2 separate regions of the Homo sapiens genome follow, and region 2 is linked to region 1. Evidence: chromatin loops called from intact Hi-C (ENCODE). Cell type or tissue: mammary epithelial cell. All regions are shown on one strand. Links, peaks and the distances in the headings refer to the core of each region. The heading gives the core; the rest is flanking DNA.

Region 1 (6,521 bases), core at 905-5,904:
TCCCCCTCTAGTCTATCCCAGGCCCTTTGGTCAAATTTCAAGGCTCTTGGTAACCTTCTGGGGGGTGCCAGGAGGCCCTAATGAACACATCCATGTTCTAGACACAAAAGGGCAGCTTTTAGAAGGTTTTCCTCATTACTGGAAGCATTTTGTATAGACAGAATAGCCCTCTGACCCAAAGCCTGGCATAAAGGTGGCACTCAAATATTTGATGAATGAACGAATAATGGCAAGTGTGGTGGACAAAGGAGAGCAATAGTGAGGGACACGAAAAGAGCCTGAAACACCCTGCTTCTGGAAGAGGAATGACAAGATAAGAAGGCAGTGTTGGCAGAGTTATATAGAACCACCTTGTAGGGGATACACATTGAGTGTGGGTATTTGCACAGCTAAAGAATGTGCCCATTAGAAAGGGCCGCCCAGCTTGTTGTAGACTTAGAGATCTAAGGCTGATTAAGAAGTAGTTTCTGCCTTCAAGAGGCCTCAGGTCTGCAAGGATAAGAAAGAAGTAAATCAGAAATTCAGGTGGAGTAGGATAAACACTGCAGTTAAGGCAGAAAGCACTGTGTGTACACAGAGGAGGTGAGCAGGCAGCACCCAAAAAGATGGGATGCGTCCACTGGATTTGGGAGGAAGAATAAGTATTAGAGGACAAAAGGGGAAAGAATTCCAGGCAGACAGAACAGCCTGCACACAGAGAGGACCAGAGGCATGGGCAGCCTGGCGCATCTCTGCAGGCTGCAAGTGGCTTAGGGTGGCTGCAGGAGCAGGGATTTGAAGAGGGGGGAGAGGGGAGGGAGAAGAGGCTGGCTGAGCTAGGTCATGCAGGATCCAAGGGCAGAGGCTCAAATGGTGAGAAGTTTGCCTTTATCCTGAAAGCTCAGAGAGCCACTGAAGGCTTAGACCAGGAGTGGAATGATGTAATTTGCATCTTAGAGGGCCTGATGCAGAGGTTCTGCTGAAAAGAGCAAGACGGGGGCCAGGCAGACCAGTCAGGAGGCTGCCAGTTTGGCTGAGGAGGCAGATGATAGCGTCCTAGGCCAAGGCAATGGCAGCTGGAAGAGAGAAAGGGGGCTTCTGTTTGCGGGGCTCCCGAAGATCATGTCTGAGTGCCTCATTCTCTAAATCTCAGGCCAGCAGTGACAGATGAGGTTAGCAGAGAGGGCATACAGGAGTATATTGTTTACTTCTGTTCATTTTTTCCCCCAGGCAAAGACTCATACTACTCTGAGAATAAAAATAATCTGTTTATAGAAAAATTGGGAAATAGGTCAAATTTGAGTAGCTGGCTGGACAGCCAGAAGCCTAGCCCCTTATGTGGAAACAAGCATCTTTTCCCAGTGTGGAAAATCCATCTACTTTTCCATGTGTTTTTCATCACACTCAGAGATTCTCAATGGGGCTCAGGCAGGAGGGTAGAAAGCATTTTGCACCCCCCAGGGGACCTCTGGCAAGGTCTGAAGGCATTTTTTAGTTTTAACATCCTGGATAGGGGGTGTTTTTGGGATCTAGCAGGTAGGGACCAGGGACGCTGCTAAACATCCTACAATATACAGGACAGACCCTCCATGACAGAGAATTACCTACCTCAAAATAGTAGTAGTGCTGAGCTTGAGAAACCCTGCCCTAGTAAATGAGTGTAAACTAAAACGACAAGCCTCGGGAAACCTCTCCCCTAGGCAGGGCAAAGGGACCCTTGGATCATCAGAGCCAAGTTGGAAAAAGAGTATGTGAGGGCGGGTACCTGAATCAGGAAGTGTTATTAGAAGTTGCAGCTCTACAAATGAGCCAAGGGCTTGAGGCTTCCTTCCTGGGAGAAAAAGACCTTTACAGGAGATCCACAGTGCATGAACCAAAGGTGTCTATGACCCCCAGAGGGAAGCCCCAAGGTCAGAGGCTCCCAGAAGCACCCAGGCCCAGGTATCAGTCCTGACAGCAACTGGCACCAGCGAAAGGAGGTAGGAGGGATCCTGCTGGAATCACTCCCAAGGTGCAAGTGTATTCCCTGCTGAGCATCAAGGCCACGGTTGGCCCCTGTTACTGCCAGAGAAGATGAATGGTCCCCCCAGGTGTGCTGGTGGGGAAAGTAAGCTGACCATTAGCAAACAACGGACCCGACCTGAAATGCAGCTGACAAATGTGTCAAATGAGGAAGGAGAAAGGGGGCAGTGATTTCCAGGGGCCTGTGGTGTGCTGGCCCTCCAGGTGGGTGGGGCCTCTGCTCTTCCTCTCATCTTCTCAGGCTGCTATGGTCTGATGAACGTTGGTGCCCTCCACCCCAAATTCCAATGGTGAAACCTAACCCCCAAAGTGATGGGATTAGGAGGTCAGGTCTTTGGGAGGTGATCAGGTCACGAGGGCAGAGCCCTCACAAATGGGATTTGTGCCCTTGTACGAGAGGCTGGAGGGAGCTTGTTTGCCCCCTTTTGCCCTCCCATCACATGAGGACACATAGCAGGTGCCATCTATGAGGAACAGGCCTGGACACCAAATCTGCTGGAGCCTTGGTCTTAGACTTTCCAGCTTCCAGTACTTTCAGCAATACATTTCTGTTGGCCATAAATTATCCCTTCTAAAGTATTTTGTTATAGCACCCCGAAAGGACGACAGCTGCCATTTTGGGGCCCTGAAAGCACTCAAGAATGGTAGGAGGCCCAGCGGAGGCAGGTCTGTGGTCAGCTGGGGGCATCCTTTCTCATCCCAGAAGCCAGGGAAAAAGTCATTGTCACAAGGACATACCCTCTCTGGGCCCCCTGGCCCTGGACTGATCTCCACCTGGCTCTTTACTGGGCTTACCAGAGTACAGGCGTCACCGGGCAGACTGGCACCCCCATGGCTCTGGCACTTCTAGTTGGGTCATCAGTGCTGTCTGACACCCTTGTATCTGTTATCCCGGCTCAGCACAAACAATTAGAGAAGATGGAGGAGGGAGCAGAAGCCTATTTTGTCTAGGGCGGTCAGGGAAGGCATATAGGCTGAGACCTGAAAGATGCAAAGAAGCCAGCCATGTGGCGATCTGGGGGAAGAGCCTTCCAGGCAGAGGCAGCAGCACTGCAGAGGTCCTGAGATGGAAAAGCGTGACTTACAGGAACTGTCAGAAAGTCAGTGGGCTGGAGCAGGGAGGGGGAGCTGTGAGAGGAGGCTGGAGAGGCAGGGAGAGGCTGGATCACGCAGGACCTTGTGGGCCTGACTGGGACTTTGGATTTTACTGTAGGTGGGATGGGACCCCACTGGGGAGTTCACTCAGGCCTCTATGTGGAGACCAGACTGGAGGCTGGAGTCCAGTCCAGATAAGAGATGGTGGCTGCTTGTACCAGGGTGATAGCAGCAGCGGGAAAGGAGGGTTTGATGTGAGATATGTTTTGGAAATTGATCAGACAGATGTTGGTGATGATTTGGATAAGGAGTTAAGAGAAGTGAAGAATCAAGAAAGACTTCTGCATTTCTGCATTAAGTAACTGGGTGGATCATAGACCACTAACTGAGAGAGGGAAAACTGGAGGAAGGGGGAGAGAAAAATCAAGAATTCGGTTTTAGATCAACATGGACGCCACTGTCAGCCCAGCAGGGGAGGCTGATGGGGCAACACACGTTGCAGGGAAAGGTGGCGTGTGGTGGGGGGCATGGGGGACCTCACAGGATTCTCAGAAACCCTTGTCCAGTTGATCCTGCTTCTAATCTCGCCTCTCTACCTTCATCCTGTTTGCTTCCCAGAACATATTCTTAATTATGCCACTCTTCTGCTCAAGAGCCTCTGATGACTTCTCATTCCTTATCAGATGAAGTCCAAACACCATGGCCTCACCTGGGGTCTCAACCAACATTTCCAGTTTGAGAAAAAAATGCTGAACTAGAAGGATAGCCTGTTGGCTGAGTACACACTGCCCTCTGGTGGCCAAATGCCCAATAGCTGCATCTCCCTTAGGAGGGCACAGTACACCGCACACTGAGGCACGGGTAGGGCCAAAGCCCATCTCCAGGTCCCGTGGCAAGTTAACTCCCAAGCGATTTGCTTTCGGTCAGCTGAGCCTGCAGCGGGGCCACGGCCTTCCCTGTTGCACCCCTGTGGACTGGAGGCTGCACACACCTTGGGAGCAGAGAGGACTGTGAGAAGAGCTTCTCCTCAGTCCCTGAGGCCAGCTAGCCAATTGTGGAAGAAGAGACAGAGGGTCTGAGAGGCCAGAGTGTTGCAAATGGCTTCTTACCTCCTGAATCTGTTCCTTCATCACCCTGATCTCATTCTCTCGAGGTTCTATTTGCTTCTTCAGCTCCTTTATTTTGTAGTCAAGCACAAACTTGAATTTCCCTAGTTCTTGATTTTTCTTTTTCAGATCATAAATTCGCTTCTCCTGGGGGTGAGATGAGAGAGAAGTGAGAGATATTGTAAGGCCCTGGTATACTGCAGCCCTTTAGGGCAAAAGAGCACGAAGCCTGTGACTCTCCTGGTTGAAGAGGTCAACCAGGAGACTCCTCTCCTCCCTTCGTCAGTACAGAGGCTGGCACTCCCCCCATGGGGCTACAGCACAGACCCCTCAGCCTCTGTACAAGGACTCTCATGCATTCACTCACTCATTCATATTAGGTTGTGAACAGCGGTATTTTCCAACGATGGCCCCCACAGCATCTCCCGCCCCACACTCCAGCTGTTCTACAGCGTGACCTTGCTGCTTCTCCATCAGGAGGTGGAAGCGAATCCCCTTCCCTTGCATTTGCCTTGACTTGTGACTTGTTCGTAACCCAAATAATGCAGCAGAAGGGAGACTGTGTGGCTTCCAAGGCTAGGCCAAAAAAGGCCAAGCAGCTTTTATCTGGCTCTCTTGGGACACCTGCATTGGGGGAGGGCATCTGCTATGTAAGAAGTCCAACTACACTGAGACATCCAGGCTGGTGGGCACATTAGGGGCTCTGATCAAAAGACCCAGCTGAGCCTAGCCTCCCAGACACCCCTGCCAAGGTGCCAGACATGTGACTGAAGAAGCCACATTGGATGTTGATCTTCCAGCCTCCAGCTGTTTTGAGTCACCCCCAGTATTCCCAGCTGAGGCCCCAGACATCGGGGACAGAGATAAGCCATCCTTTTGTACCCTGTCCAGATTCCAGATCTGTAGCACCTGTAAGCAGAATAAAATAGTTGCTTTCAATCACTTAGTTTTTCTTTTTGAGATGGGTCTCACTTTGTCACCCAGGCTAGAGCGCAGTGGCACGATCTTGGCTCACTGCAACCTCTGCTTCTCAAGTTCAAGCGATTCTCCTGCCTCAGCCTCCAGAGTAGCTTGGATTACAGGCATGTGCCACCACTCCTGGCTAATTTTTATATTTTTGGTAGAGATGGGGTTTCACCATGTTGGCCAGGCTGGTCTCGAACTCCTGACCTCAAGTGATCCACCTGCCTCTGCCTCCCAAAGTGCTGGGATTACAGGCGTGAGCCACCACACCTGGCCTCAATCAGTAAGTTTTAAGGTTAATTTGTTGCACGGTGATAGTAATCAGAACATAAGTATATCCATCCATCAAACATTTACTGAATGAAGATCTTTTGTCAAGTATTGGGTTTCCAAATATAAATACAACACAGTCCCTTGCCCTTAAAAGAAAACACTAGTTGGGAAAGAAGACACAGAAGCAAATCTAAGCCTAAAATGTGATAAATGTTGTAAAGCACAGAAGGCAAAGTATATATTGAGGGTGCTGAGAATGACTGGCTTGAGAGCCAAGCGGTGGTTCATGGGGGAAGTGAGAGGTGAGGCTGGGGAAATAGAGGAGGGAGGTGAGGGTCTTCATGTTGGGGGAAAGAGTTCAGAATTTATCTCCTAGGCCAGGGGTTGGCAAACTCCAGCCTGTGGGCCACATTGGGCCTGCTGTCTATTTCTGTAAAACTTTATTGGAACACAGCCAAGTTAATTGACTAATGTTTTGTTTATGGGTGGTTTCACACTACAGCAGCGGTGTTGATTCGTTGAGACAGACCACATGGCCTCCAAAGCCAAAAATATTTACTACCTAGGTCTTTACAGAAAGAGCGTGCTGACCCCTGCTGTAGCAATGGGGAGCTGTGAGGGCTTTGAGCAGGAGAGTGGCAGCATTGCACCTGTACCCTGCCAGTCCATGGTGGTGGGAGATGGGAAGTGAGGCCATTAGACTGCTTAGGAGGCTGTTGCCACTTTCTAGGTGAGGAGGCCTTTGTCTCTTTCTTGTCAAAGCCCCCTTTGAGAATCTGAACAGAGCTTTGGATCTTCCCTAAAAACAAACAAACAAACAAACAAACAAACAAACAAACAAAACCCTGGATATGTACACCGACACTCACATGCAGAAATGACATCCAGGCATGATCCCATGATCCTATGTGATCCTTACAAGACCCCTTGAGGTGGTTATCATCCCCATTTTATAGGTGAGAAAATGAAGGCTTAGAGAAGTTGCTCGAGGTGCAATGGTCAATAAATGGAACCTGTGCCAGACCTAGTTCCCTAACACTGAAGCCCACGTCCTTGGCCCTTGGAGAATTCCACCTGCCTTGG
Region 2 (6,521 bases), core at 572-5,571, 440 kb before region 1:
CCTGAGGTCAGGAGTTCAAGATCAGCCTGGCCAACACGGTGAAACCCCATCGCTACTAAAAATACAAAAAAAAATTAGCCAGGCATGGTGGCAGGCACCTGTAGTCCTAGCTAGTTGGAAGGCTGAGGCAGGAGAATCGCTTGAACCCAGGAGGCAGAAGTTGCAGTGAGCCAAGATTGCGCCCCTGCACTCCAGCCTGCATGACAGAGCAAGACTCCATTTCAAAAAAAAAAAAAAAAATTCCCATCTCCATGCCTGTGCCCTGCTCCTCCCATCTGGGACTCCCTTTCTACATCCCTCCTCTCTCTCTGTCCGCCTGGGAAGGTCCTACTTACCTTGTAAGAGTCACCTTCACCAAAACCTCCAGTGTTTCCCTGACCCCTGACCAGGCAGAGGGAGGAGCTTTTCCCTACGTGTCCAGTCCTCCCTGTACATCCCTACCCAAAGCACTTCTCACACTCCAAGTATGCTATCTGCTCACGGACCTGTCACTCTGCCTTTTTTATTTCTGACCCAGCACTCAATATGGCATCTAACACGGGACACATATATGAGTTAGGGTTGTGGAAAATACACCATAGTCAACTAACCTGGGAAGGTAAGACCATCCTCAACTTGCCGCACAGAGCTATGGGTGGGCCTCACAGGGGCGAGGGCTGCCGGGCACTCCGTCATCTCATACTGCTCAGAACTCAGATCCTCCTTGGGGAAGAGCTCACTCTGACTCACCTCCTGTGGTATTTCAAGACAAACTCGGTGCCTCTTTGTCCCTATTCGGTGCTTGGCCAGGCTGCAAGGGAGAGGGCAAATCTTTTAAGAGCCCACATATACATCCACTTACTCAAACACATTCATACACATCCACACACAACCCAAAGTGAATGGCCAGAGCCTGTCAGGCCTGGCTCAAAACTCAGGGACACCTCTTATTTGTGACTTGAGACAAGGGACTTCACCTCTCTGACCTTGTTCAATCATCTGGAAAATACAGGTATTACCACCCACCTAACAGATTTGTTGTGAGGATTAAGAAAAGGTATGCAGAGTAGCTGGCAAAGTGCCTGGCATATAGCAGGTACCAAGGAACGGTTCCTCCTTTCTTTCCCATATGGCCCAGGATAAATTCTCCTCAGAGCACAGATCCCCTGGCTCAGCCACCAATAGCACTGCAGACTTAAATCACGACATTACCAATGCCCTTGAGTCTCATCCTCACTACACTTCTTTTTAAAAGACTCTCTGATATGATGAGAAAACATGACTTTTCTGGCTCAGAGGGAGCCCGACCTTCGCACATAAATGCCCCCGACCCTCATATAACTGACGCCTTGCTCCAGCAGACTACACGCCCACTACAGGTCTCTCATTCAGAAAGTGCCTGAATGCTCTGGCTCTCAGGTTTCTGGAGCCTTTACCAAGAACACTCCCTTAGCCAAGGCACAAACGGCATCTTAGAAACAGCCTCGGCCGGGCGCGGTGGCTCACACCTGTAATCCCAGCACTTTGGGAGGCCGAGGTGGGCGGATCACGAGGTCAGGAGATCGAGACCGTCCTGGCTAACACAGTGAAACCCTGTCTCTACTAAAAATACAAAAAATTAGCCAGGCGTGGCTGTAGGTGCCTGTAGTCCCAGCTACTCGGGAGGCTGAGGCAGAAGAATGGCCTGAACCCGGGAGGCGGGGCTTGCAGTGAGCCGAGATCGCACCACTGCACTCCAGCCTGGGCGACAGAGCGAGACTCCATCAAAAACAAAAACAAAAACAAAAACAAAACAAAACAAAAAAAACAAGAAACAGCCTCTCCACAGATTACAGGACCTACCCAGACATCCCTCCCTCACGCAGCCAGGACAAAAGGGCTGCTGGGTTACCTTGTCTTCAGGTCTCCTTCCTCTCCATCCTCCACCCCTTCCATGTCCTCCTCTGGGCACTCCTCCTCGTTGCCAGCTCTTGGAGGCAGTTCACTCTCCTTAAGAAACTCAGCTGCTTCTGGCGTGGGCAGAGTATGGTCAATAACTGTGTTGTCCTTCCCAGCTTTCCAAAGTTTGTACCTTTCTGGCTGGAACTTTCTCACAAACACATCCATGGAGATCTTCACCATGTCCTTTCTACAGGAGCACTGTCAGCAGGAACCAGAAGAGCACCAGGTGAGCATACCTTGCTGCTTCCAACTCACCCCCACGTCCTAGCTCCTCCCTCCACATGGAAACAAGTGCAAGATGGTTTATAACCAGATTGTTTTGGTTCACAGGCTGAGGGCATGTTATCCTTGCAGGACCTTCAAACATGAAGGGAAGCAGGGAAAAAAAGGCAGAGAGCACATGCTACTGGGGCAAATCTACCTGGGCACTAACTCGGGGTCACAGAGGGTGGTTAGGCTCTGCACTTAGGCCCCCAGGACGGTGAGCCACCTGCCCTTGTTCCCTGTCCAAGCCAGGAACACACAAGCAAGTCTACTACTATCAGTCAAAGGCCCGACCCTGCTGCTTCCCTAGAGTAAAGGAAACCCCTAAAAATTTCAACAGAGAAATCTCGGAATGGATAAACAAGAGTATTAACGTGTGTGGATGTGGTTTTAATGCCTAATGGACTTAAGAACCTCATTTTATACTTCCCAATTCTGAACACATTTTTAAAAATTCCTTATGAACACAAAATGTTAGTACTCTGACACATTGCTAGCTGCTTGTTTCTGAATTCCAGCAGCTCAAAGAAATACTCTAATCACCAGCCAACGTATCTAACCAGAATTTGCTCATTTTTGTCATGGTGTTATAGAAAGAAATCAAGCAGACTTACCAGCACAGCTTGCTTGCCGTACTCAATCCACCGACGGGTAGCAAAATTGGTAGACTCCGCACAGTTAAAACCATGGTTAAAGCCGGCATGGTAACCATAAGGGAAAGTGATCATAAACTCTCCAGCCTCTTGAGTCACCTGAACAAGAGCAGACTTGAAGCAGCTGCTTCAAATGGCAGAAGTCCACAGAACTGGAATTCTGAGCTCCACCACAACTTAGCTGAGTAACAAAGGGTAAGTCATAAAACCCCTGGGGTCCTTGCTGTCTTCTATAAAATGCAAAGCCCAGACATATCAGATGACATGACTATAATTAACCATTCCTCCAAATGAACACTGTTCTAGGGGATCTGACTCTCCTCTGGCACCAGGAAGCTACAGTGGCCCCACCTTTAATGCTCTTAGATCAAAGTGTTGTTACATAGTTTATTTAAGCTTTGGCCCCCTCTTGGTATAGTGATGAACTAGAATAAAACTGTAAAACAAAGGCCAGAAAGGGTGGTGCCTGAGAACTTTGGCATGTAACATCAGCTCACCTTGTCAAAGGGAATTCCATATTTCTTCAGCATTAACGGGGAAATCAGGGTCATCTTGTGGCGGAGAAATGCCTCACAGCTTTGAGCACTTCCTGGGAAAAAGCCTATTTAATTGAAAGGGTACAGGTTAACACAGTGCTCCACACTAGCTCCGCAATCCTGGAGTCACTTCACACCTGTGCTTCTCATCGGAATGATAAAGAGGATGCATCACCAATGTGACCTCTGAGGATCCTTATAGCTCCGCACCAATTCTAAGATTCTGCAATGAGCCTCTAGGCTCACTCCCATGTAGGGCATTACGTGGGTAATGAAATCCTGTTTGGGAAACCAAGGTCACCCAAGCTGCCTCTGTTCTTATAGAGCTTTGAAACTATTTAGGACCTTTTCTCCAGTCACTTGTATCCCTGATCTTTTTTCAGTAATGCAGCTGTAGTATCATCTACCCAGGCTTTCCTATGTTCTCCAGACATACAAATCTAAGTCCACTTAAAAGAAACAAAGCATAAAGTTCAATTTTTTCTTTAACATTTGGGTCTTTAGTGGAAACACCAGTCATACTGGGTCTGGTTCATTATCGCTGGTCAAAGAAACACCCCTGCTCATTAAAACTGAGGCACAGACAGTCAGGACAAAGGAAGAAAAGGCTCCGTCACTGCCCTCTTAAGGTAACCAGTGTGGCTCACCCCCGTCTGCAGGCCTGCAACAGGACCTGCAAGTATCTGACCATGGGGAACGCACATTTTAGTGCAGAGCAAGGAGCACAGCTCATAGGAGGGTCCAATCCAGCAAACAGAAGAGACACAGTACCTTTGGCGAGGCGTTCCAACCGCTTTCCATGCTCAGGTGGAACAGAGTACCTGCAATCACATGAGAGCATCAGAGGCTGGGTGGAGGGCAGGTACAGAAGCTAAGGGACTTATTCCCACTCTCAAAACACCTTGAAATAGCAGATTTTTTTTTTAACTTCCCAAGCAGTAGAAAGGAATCTGAAAAAATGAAATATTAGACTGTTTGGGCACAGGAGTAAGGAGCCCATAAAGAAGGTGAGTGAATTTATTTCTTCTATATTCATTCACTTAATAAGATGTTTATTAAGTGTTCACCATGAGCCAGGATTTACGGTACATAATATTACTCTCCTTTATAATGTTGTTCATATAATAACATTTTTTAAAAGAAAAAAAAAGAAGGATGTCACTATATAACCTCAGTATTTAAAAATGCTCAGTATTTTTAAATGCTTGAAAGGCCTAACTGGGGGCAGGCAAGAGGAAGATGGAAAACAAAGTGAAAGATGGATCTGACACTTAAGAGACCTAGCCCCGTATCTGCTGATGAACCCACTTTCCCTTTATCTCCCCAACAGCTACATATACTGATTACCCAACAATCAATTACCTCTCTACCCAGTAGGGTGTCTAAACACCATAGAAACTGCTCTTCCTAAAAAATGAAAAGTAAAAAAGAACACCTAGGACTATTAAACTTTTGCAAAATTGTTAAACTTTATATTCTGAAACTCACAGTAACTCTGTTTTAACCTTTTTAATCTCTTCTGAAGATTATTCCACAGTAACAACAAATCCTCCCACTGCAAACAGCTTCATTATAAAACAAAACAGAGAAGAAGAGTTGACAAAAATGTCACCTAAAGGACTCTGGGATCCATCAGGCAACCCTATACAGAAGGCTCTGGAGGTCCCACTTCAGAGGACCTAAGAATGTATATAATAACTGGAAAACCTTCTTTTATAAGAGAATTCAAAAATCCAGGAGCAGTGAATTTTGGAGTAAACAATGGTGAAGACACAAAAGCTACATTTACACATCCTACAAGTCTAGCCTTCTGAGGAAGGAAAAACAGGACAGTAGTTAGGAGATAATCATAGGCTCAAAAGGTTCTTTCCCCCAAGATTAGAAACTGGAGAGCACTTGAAAGAAGAAAGGAAAACCCCTGAGAAAGAACATGGCTGAAGATGCTGAAAAAAGACCTGAAAGTGGATATGGTTTTCATGACTCCCCATAATGTGCCCCATGATGTCCCCTCCGGCCTCATCACTCACTTCTCATCGTTTTACACAGCACCCAAACTACAGCAGACTCCCCCTAGCTCCCTAAACACACCACGCCTGGCTAATTTTGTGTTTTTAGTAGAGACGGGTTTCACCATGTTGGCCAGGCTGGTCTCCAACTCCTGACTTCAGGTGATCCACCCACCTCGGCTTCCCAAAGTGCTGGGATTACAGGTGTGAGCCACCACGCCTGGCCCTCATGTGCTGTCTTAATCCAGGAGCTCTGCGTCTGTGGTTCCAACTGCCTGGATACACTTCCCTCAATCTCCCAGCTGCTAAGCCCACCACCACTCCACCCGGTTATGTCCTTCTCATGTTTTAGGTCTCACTTGTCACCTCTTTGAAAGAAGCCTTCTTTAATCCCATCTATCCTTCTTATGTGGACCTTAGCACCCACTTCTTCCCCTTCAGAGCTGTCCCCACACCGTATGAGCATTCTCTCACACTTTCTACCTCCTGACCAGTCTCCTATCTGTGTGAGGGTAGGTATCTCATCCATCTTATTCACTGCTGTTATCTGCAGCACCTTCACTAAAATGCTGAGATGGGCCGGGTACAGTGGCTCATGCCTGTAATCCTAGCACTTTGCAAGGCTGAAGTAGGAGGACTGCTTGAGCCCAGGAGTTTGAGACCAGCCTGTGCAACATAGTGAGACCCCATCTCTACCCTAAAAAAAAAGAAGGAAAAAAATTAGCTGGGCATAGTGGTGCACGCCTGTAAACCCAGCTACCTGGGAGGCTGAAGTAGAAGGATCACTTGAGCCCAGGAGGTCAAGGCTGCAGTGAGCCATAATGGTGCCACTGCACTCCAGCCTGGGTGACAGAGTGAGACCCTGTCTCAAAATAGAAAAAAAAAAATGCTGAGACTCAAAGATGGGTCAGCACAGAGAGAGGAGAGAGAACCAATGTTTGTCTCACCAACAAGAATAACACTCTGGAGAACAGGAAGCATGCTGAATAGCCTCGCAATCCCTTATGTGTTAAGCACACACTGCTGCTCCCCAAGTATTAGTATTTTTTCCATGACGAAAAGAAAGCTTTCTGTCATCTGAGAGAGTGACTCTAGTCTTGGAAGTCTGCTGCTAAGAAATGCCTCAGGCCTGTTCAGAAAAA

The links. A loop is a pair of places that touch in the nucleus more often than their neighbours do. Peaks named below come from ENCODE experiments on the same cell type or tissue, not always from the same donor. Only the 100,000 strongest peaks of a DNase experiment are listed, where the experiment ranks them.
Region 2: it touches region 1 in a loop (5-fold over the local background); 8 of 110 quality-filtered maps call a loop at or near these places.

Annotation. Positions count from the first base shown.
Region 1 is chr1:43,224,811-43,231,331 of GRCh38, reverse strand. It overlaps CFAP57 (cilia and flagella associated protein 57), which reads right to left. Exons shown (of 23, transcript NM_001378189.1): 18 at 4,206-4,349. The region is part of intron 1 of LOC105378685 (a long non-coding RNA gene); the gene reads left to right. Among named protein-coding and RNA genes, the nearest start is that of TMEM125, 42 kb to the left of the region's middle. In mammary epithelial cell, for the core only: a CTCF peak has its summit at 3,899 (motif pointing left); no DNase peak of the experiment used is centred there.
Region 2 is chr1:43,663,369-43,669,889 of GRCh38, reverse strand. KDM4A (lysine demethylase 4A) reads right to left here. Exons shown (of 22, transcript NM_014663.3): 6 at 4,145-4,194; 7 at 3,335-3,438; 8 at 2,799-2,936; 9 at 1,871-2,118; 10 at 591-790. LOC124904165 (a long non-coding RNA gene) reads left to right here and starts at 2,058. Exons shown (of 3, transcript XR_007066050.1): 1 at 2,058-2,146; 2 at 2,778-3,032; 3 at 4,899-6,260. RefSeq lists enhancers at 2,379-3,578, 5,220-5,279, 5,570-5,649. In mammary epithelial cell, for the core only: no CTCF peak of the experiment used is centred there; DNase peaks (open chromatin) are centred at 759 and 2,989; H3K27ac peaks cover 2,060 bases.